Regions from separate parts of the Mus musculus genome. Here region 1 is linked to region 2. The links are chromatin contacts, found by Hi-C or POLR2A ChIA-PET in ENCODE. All regions are on one chromosome and are shown on one strand. The core of a region is the stretch at or near the end of the contact, and the rest is flanking DNA. Distances in the headings are between cores, read along the strand shown. Region 1 holds the start of Ppp4r3b (protein phosphatase 4 regulatory subunit 3B). Region 2 holds the start of Pnpt1 (polyribonucleotide nucleotidyltransferase 1).

Region 1 (4,081 bases), core at 1,113-3,612, 42 kb after region 2:
TTGTAGCACAGCCCCTCCCTTCACCAAATGAATAAATCTCATTTTTTAAAAGCTTCTATGGCAGTGATGAGATGTTTCAGCAGTTAAAGAATTCTGGTGGAGAACCCATCTGGCTATTCACAACTATAACTCTGGTTCTAGAGCATCCAAAACCTTCTGGTAACCACACACATACAAAAACACACGCAATAAAAATCTTTTTTAAAAATGTGTGGCATTTGTATTGTAATATAACTATATAAAGTATTATAGTAATATAATCCAAAAATGATACAAATTATTCTGCAGGACCTTATAGGTTATAAGCAAAACATATGCCATTTTATATGAAAGACTTCATCATACAGATATTGGGATGGATTTGAGTCCTGGAAACAGTCATTTAAATCATCAAAAGACAACTACAGTATATTTACACACACATTTGCACATGCTAAACTATTTCTAAAACAAAATACAGCATAAAACCTAGTGGAAAGAAAACAATGTTCAAAAATTACTTAACATTTTTAGATGATGATAGCAGCATTAAATCAAATGTACAAATGTATAGGACACACACCAAGGAACTGCCCCCAGTCTAACCTCACACACAGTGAGAATGAGAGGGGATCTAGTGGGGAGTGATATAGTCACTGTTTTCTGGAGAATAGCGGGAAGCGGGAGCTGAAGAGACTTACCTTGCATTGCAGAAGTTCTTTGCCATTTTAATTTTTTCACATATAAAGGTATTACTTGTAAAGATCAAGGACATCAGGGGCTCATTTGGGCTACAACCTTTTGGAGTTGTAGTTTCCTTGTAAAAGACTCTGGGGGAAGGTATGGCTATGGCACAGTGATGCTTCCAGACTACAGCATAAGCTGGATGGACCCTGACCAAAACATTCTACAGAGAATGCTCTGGGCACCTGAAATTTCTGTCCTAAAGGCTGAGTGGGCTTCCAGGATCTATCCAGTGCTCTTGCCAACGTTCTTTTCTCCTTTAGAGTGGGCAATGAAAAGGATGCTTAGACAAATCCTTGGGTGTCCTCTAACATTGGGCTAAAACACTGACTCTGGAAAGCTTTCTATGGCCTTCCCCAAACAAGTCATATTTTCCCTGGTTCAAAGTACATTTTGTCCATATCAGTCACAGATTATCAGGGACTTATGTATAGTGATTCACGTCCTTTTATCATAGGCAGAATCCTGTTACATACCATAGGCTGCAATTTCCATATGCAGTCGTTACAGGCAAATGACAGCAGACCAGGCTAATTTTCTTGGTCCCTCATACATTTAAAGAATCGCAATGATAGTTCAAATTTTGAAATCCTTTTCAATCAAGCGACTATGTACATAAGACACCCTTTTAAACATGAGTTGCCGCCTAACCTCGTCAAATCATAAGCACACTTTGACAAGCATGGTGATGACTACAACTCCCGAAATACACCGCGGGATCAACATGTGCACCTGCCCCGTGTTCACCTTTCAGGTTAGAGCCAAGAGTTGAGGGACCATATAAGAGAACGGAGAGGCGGCAGAACTACGCTGGGAGCGGATGCCTTCGGGCGAGCGTCACGCTCTGAGCGACGTTAACTTCACGCTGGAAACCGTTCTTGCGGCACATGAAGCTGAGAGCTCCCCGAGGATTGTGAGGCTGTACGCCTGTGCTTGCCTCGTCGCTGCCGCCGGTCTCTCTGAACCTTTTAATGGTCCGTGGTACCCGGCTAACGGAAGAACGCTTCGGCGGGAAATAGGAACTGTCAACGCGTTTGTGGAACATTAGATCGCCCACTGCTCATCGTGGCCATGGAACACCTTCCCGGCAGAAGCCTCGCAGATTCTATAACGGATTTTAGTGGGTGAAGGCTCGACCTCCCATCGTCTTCACGAATGACTCGAACACCCTCACCCCGTCTCAGTCCTTTTCGGGCTGTCAGCCTGAGTCCCTACACTTGGCTTCACTCTAGTCCTGTGCACGCATTCGGACTTCTCAGCCTGGCTCTGTTCTGCTGAGAGCAAGTCCAGAGTTGACAACCCGCCACATGACCAACATCAGCCCTACAAATCCCGAAGAACAACTCGGCAACTCCATCGCCAAGGCAACCTTCTACACACGCTTCCTCCCGGCGCAGGTAGAAAAGCTCGCGGGACTTCCCCGCCCAACTGAGATTCCCGAATCAGGAAGCGGGGCCGAAAGAGGAGGAAGTCCCTCCTTGGCCGGCTCACCTCGGCGGCGCACTCCTCGCGAGATCGCCGAGGTCTGACTCTCCGGAAGTGTGTTCGGAGGTAAAGGTACTGTGCGTTGGGCTCGTCGGCCGCCGTAGCCCCTGCTAGGGCAGCCCGTACGAACCTGCTGGAAGAGGAAGAGAAAGGCAGAGAGTCGGGTTACAAGATGGCGGATCTGTAGTAGTAACCGCGGCGGGCGGCGGCAGCGGGAGAGCGAGCGAGCTCCGGGACGCAAAAGGAAGGGAGAGTGGTTGTGCGCCGCGGTGAAGGGAGGGGTAGCGGAGACCACGAGCGGAGGGCTCTCGGTGGCTCTGGTCACCCCTTCTCGCGGCTAAACCTTTAGAGCCATGGTAAACTCGGGCCTCTCCAGAGTCGCTGCCACCACCGCCGCTGCCGCCACTACCGGCTCTCAAGAGTGAGGGATACCGGCGAGGTGAGCGAGGAGGTGGCGGCTGGAACGGTGGGGCCAGAAGCCACCATGTCGGATACACGGAGGCGAGTGAAGGTCTATACCCTTAACGAAGACCGGCAATGGGACGACCGAGGCACCGGGCACGTCTCCTCCACTTACGTAGAGGAGCTCAAGGGGATGTCGCTGCTGGTTCGTGCCGAGTCCGACGGTAAGGGTATTGGAACGGTGGGGTAGGGGATAGTGCATCGGTTGCGGCACAACCTGAGGGTTAAGCGCTGCGCTCCGGTACTGTATTCTGACTAGCACCACTAGGGACAGCGCATTGGTCTTGAGCCTGCCCTTCTTTACGATAAAAACAAACTGCTGGGCCTGGATTTACTCTCTGTCAGACGTGAACTCGCAGTTCTCCGCCTCCATCCCTATTGAGGATTTGACTCCTTCTCCCCCCCCCCCCACCCCCCCATCCCAACCCGGTAGTTGAGGTTTAGAATGTATGAGTGGGAAGTCAGTAGAAGACCAGGTAGGAATATCGCCCATGAGATGACCCCCGACTCCCGAGCCGCTTTAGGTACAGTCCTGTCGGTTGTACCTATGTAGCATAAAAGGTTTAGAGAAACTCTGCCTTAAAAACAAGTTTCAGTTGTTCCAATCGCCAGGTGCTGGGGAAAACTAAAACGGACTTTCTCTTGGAGTTACTACAGACTGTTGCCACGAAACACACAAGCACGTACATATTTATTGATTGATCCCTCCAAGGCTGCCGTTGTAGGGAGTGAAAAAGTGGGTTCCACAATCTCGGCAAGTTAGAAAACTAAAGCGGACTGTGAAGTTGTATTTGTTGATTGCAGAATTCATAGAAACCATTTTAATATTAAAAACTGACAGCCATAATAAAAAAGCTACTACTTATATATACTCAAGAGCTGCCCAACTGGAACAGCTAATGCATTCAAGAAATAAAAGAATAGCAATCTTAGATCATTTTGGGCAAATGTTGTACTAGTGCAGAGTCCCTCATTAGGAGTTAAGAGGCATTTATTTCTACATTATGAAGAGGAGGGTTTGTCAAAGGAAAAGGATAAATATCATTTGTATGGTAAGTCTCTCTGGGGTCCTTGTAATTTGTTTTGTTAGACAGGAAATTCAGTGAAACAGCTTTTGTTAAAGTTTAGTCTTCAAATGGTCAATTAGACCTTAAAGGTTTTAGTTACCTCATAGTCTGAATATTGATTTCACATTTCCTTCCTTCTGAGGACATATGGAGGTAGGATGAAACAGTCTAAGTTAACCATGTAGTCTTTATTTAGAAAATATGAATTAAAATACATTTGTAGCTTCAGATGTTCATCTGGTGAGAAGACATGAAATGCTTACTAGATGTGTGCTACTGAAGGTTTTATAATTTCAGACTTTTTTTTTTTTTACTCTTTCAGGATCGCTACTCTTAGAGTCAAA
Region 2 (4,002 bases), core at 1,091-3,590:
GGTGATGTATAATGCTCAAGTATTCTCCTGCTTTTTTACCACTAACTGGGAACTGGGTTTGGCCTTAATTCAGACAGCCTTGGCTCTGTCTGGACAGGTCCAGATGACTGACACCATTAACACTTTGTCAGCCTCAGTGACTACAGTCATAGATGAACAGGCCTCAGCTAATGTCAAGATACAGGGAGGTCTCATGCTGGTTAATCAACTCATAGATCTTGTCCAGATACAACTAGATGTATTATGACAAATAACTCAGCAGGGATGTGAACAAAAGTTTCCGGGATTGTGTGTTATTTCCATTCAGTATGTTAAATTTACTAGGGCAGCTAATTTGTCAAAAAGTCTTTTTCAGTATATGTTACAGAATTGGATGGCTGAATTTGAACAGACCCTTCGAGGCTTGCCATCATTCAGGTCAACTCCACGCGCTTGGACCTGTCCCTGACCAAAGGATTACCCAATTGGATCTCCTCAGCATTTTCTTTCTTTAAAAAATGGGTGGGATTAATATTATTTGGAGATACACTTTGCTGTGGATTAGTGTTGCTTCTTTGATTGGTCTGTAAGCTTAAGGCCTAAACTAGGAGAGACAAGGTGGTTATTGCCCAGGCGCTTGCAGGACTAGAACATGGAGCTCCCCCTGATATATGGTTATCTATGCTTAGGCAATAGGTCGCTGGCCACTCAGCTCTTATATCCCATGAGGCTAGACTCATTGCACGGGATAGAGTGAGTGTGCTTCAGCAGCCCGAGAGAGTTGCAAGGCTAAGCACTGCAATGGAAAGGCTCTGCGGCATATATGAGCCTATTCTAGGGAGACATGTCATCTTTCATGAAGGTTCAGTGTCCTAGTTCCCTTCCCCCAGGCAAAACGACACGGGAGCAGGTCAGGGTTGCTCTGGGTAAAAGCCTGTAAGCCTAAGAGCTAATCCTGTACATGGCTCCTTTACCTACACACTGGGGATTTGACCTCTATCTCCACTCTCATTAATATGGGTGGCCTATTTGCTCTTATTAAAAGAAAAAGGGGGAGATGTTGGGAGCCGCCCCCACATTCGCCGTTACAAGATGGCGCTGACATCCTGTGTTCTAAGTGGTAAACAAATAATCTGCGCATGTGCCAAGGGTATCTTATGACTACTTGTGCTCTGCCTTCCCCGTGACGTCAACTCGGCCGATGGGCTGCAGCCAATCAAGGAGTGACACGTCCGAGGCGAAGGAGAATGCTCCTTAAGAGGGACGGGGTTTTCGTTTTCTCTCTCTCTTGCTTCTTGCTCTCTTTTCCTGAAGATGTAAGAATAAAGCTTTGCCGCAGAAGATTCTGGTCTGTGGTGTTCTTCCTGGCCGGTCGTGAGAACGCGTCGAATAACATCAATGCTTTTATTTCCTTTTGATTTATGACTCAAAATTACTACTATTCTAATTATTTTAGAGTGACATTAGGAAACATAGACTCCTTCCCATTTTAATATACCTCTCCAAAACTTACAACTGAATGAATGGTAAATTATTCAAGGGGTTCTCAAAAAAAAAAGTTTTTTCTTGTTTTTTGTTTTGTTTTGTTTTGCTTTGCTTTGTTATGTTTGTGTCTAAGTGTGTGCGAGTTTGCATGTGTGTGGATACACCAGTGTGTGCAGGTGACTGGGCGTGTGTGCCTGTGTGCGCGTGCGCGTGTGTGTATATATATATATATATATATATATATGTGTGTGTGTGTGTGTGTGTGTGTGTGTACGTTAAGAATGTGTGGAAGCCAGAGGTTAAAGTACGGTGTCTTGCTTGATAGCGCTCTACTTATTTTTTGAGGTAGGGTCCCTTGCTGAACCTGGAGCCCTCAGGCAAGTCTAACAAGCCAGGATGATTCATGGATTCATTCTCAGCCTCTGAACGTTGGAATTACAGGTGGCCTTCCATAGACACAAACCTAGATCTTTAGGTAAGAACCAAATAATCGTGAGTTGTTCAGTATTTATTTACTGTTACATTTATTAAACACATTGTTCTAAGACTTTCTTTCAAACCGTGATAACACTAGCGCGCGCGCGCACACACACACACACACACACACACACACACACACACACACACGGCGCGGGAAGTATTAAAGGGCTTTCTTTAAATCTATACATTTTTTTTAAGGTAGTACTTATTTTTCACCGATAAGGGTGGGGGAATAAAAGCTGACTGAAAGAAACGCATTCTGGTGGTTTGACTCTGGCAATTACAGAAAGCCTGCAAGGATTGCTTTCCCGGCAGTTTGCAGGCTCCACGGAAACGAAACTGCGTCCGACTCCGCCCACAGGAGTGCTGGCCAATGAGGCGCTGCCCAGGCCTTCCACGCTCTGGGTGTCATGGCGGCCTGCAGGCTGTGCTGCTTGTGCCCGTGCCTCCGACCGCTGGGCTGCGGCCCCCTCGGCCGGCCCGGGCGGAATCGGGCACTCAGCTATTTGCAGATGCGAGCGTTGTGGAGCAGCACCGGATCCAGAGCGGTGACTGTAGACCTGGGACACAGGTGAGAAACGGTGTGAGTTCGCGGTTTTCACGCGGCGTCTGTCTTGTCCATTCAGCCCCAGAAGTCAAATCCCCCCCAGGGTAGGAATCAAGCAGCCTAAGTCTCTTAAGTTCTCTACTCCAAACCTAAGGTCGAGATTTCCTTTTTCCGGATTTAAAGTCTGTCTCCCTTTCCCAAGCTGGCCGCTGCCTTTTGCCTCTTCATCTTCCTCCTAGCCCTGCGGTGAACTTCCTGAGTCCTATTGCCTGTGCCCCAGACATCCTTTCTCTATTTTCCGAGACCTCGAGCTCTGAAGTAGGAAACCCTAGGTAATGCGTTATCGTTCCGTGCCCCAGGTCCACTGATGGCCGGTGTGAGCCGGAGATGAATGCCAGTTATAAGATGCACATAGTCCTGTTAAACCTGTAGTGAAAGTACAGTTACCATCCAACAAAAGGTCAAAAAGGCAAATTTCTCAGTTAACAAGACACACGGCGGGGGTGTATATGTGGATATTTTAAATAATAGGTTTTTTTAAAGCTTTTCCCTAAAGCTCTACTTTTTGTGGCAGGCCGCTGCCCCGTGTCCTCCCTTGGCATCCGATTACTCTTCCCATCACTGTGTTCTGCTTGTTCATTCTATCAATCTTCTTGTTTATGTTCATAGAGTATTTAGGTAGGCATTCACTCACATGGTTTGGCATATAGAAACTTCAGAACTCTTCCATTTATTCCCAAATGCCTACTTCCAAACCCCAGAGGCTAGCTATGCTATGGGTCCACTATGTATTTGGAGGTATTTTATACAATATAATATTGAAAAGTAAATTGTTATGAGACAAAGTAAACAACAACAACAAAACACCATAAACTTAATAGCTTTCTTGGAACAATCAAAATTACATGTAAACACCATAAACTTAATAGCTTTCTTGGAACAATCAAAATTACATGTACTCCCTACCCCCCAAAATCTTTCTGACTTTCTGCATTATTAGAATTCATTGAATAACATACTGTTTCAGTTCTGATATCGCAATTTGTCAGGTCGTTCAAATTTCCTTTGATATAATCTGGTTGTTGACAAACATGCTTTTATTCCACCATCAATTGCTAACTAATACCAACTCTCTGATTGCACATTATACTTTGTACACTAATAATATTTGTGTATTTCTATATATTTCTGTGCATATTAAAGATGCTGCATAGTTCAAAGATTTGAAAGACTTATTAGACTAGAGGCAAAGAGCTAAGACACATACTGAGAGACTACAGCTGGTAGTCCCATTTGGAGAGCAGCTGGAGGCCCATAGGGCCAAGCCAGAGGGTAGAGCTCAGCTAAAGATTGAGGGTCAGAACTGGGTCAAGATGGATGGACATATGAGTCTATTTTGAGTTTTTATTTTTATATGAAGTATGTGACCATCTCAACATCTTTGTTAAGTTTTTAAGCATTCAAAATGTTATTTATCAGAAGATAGTCTTTATTATTTTTAACTTAGCGTA

The links. A loop is a pair of places that touch in the nucleus more often than their neighbours do. ChIA-PET counts read pairs that join two places held with the same protein, here RNA polymerase II (POLR2A).
Region 1: a loop to region 2 is called in a map of heart, with 5 times the contacts of the local background. The contact joins the promoter of Ppp4r3b here to the promoter of Pnpt1 in region 2. A Hi-C loop is called at or near these places in 3 of 37 maps with a recorded cell type or tissue (heart and left cerebral cortex). POLR2A ChIA-PET finds 5 or more read pairs at or near these places in 1 of 5 experiments (Patski).

Annotation. Positions count from the first base shown.
Region 1 is chr11:29,170,614-29,174,694 of GRCm38, forward strand. It overlaps Ppp4r3b (protein phosphatase 4 regulatory subunit 3B), which reads left to right and starts at 2,363. Exons shown (of 16, transcript NM_134034.3): 1 at 2,363-2,834; 2 at 4,060-4,081. The coding sequence starts at 2,693.
Region 2 is chr11:29,128,404-29,132,405 of GRCm38, forward strand. Pnpt1 (polyribonucleotide nucleotidyltransferase 1) reads left to right here and starts at 2,341. Exons shown (of 28, transcript NM_027869.2): 1 at 2,341-2,515. The coding sequence starts at 2,355.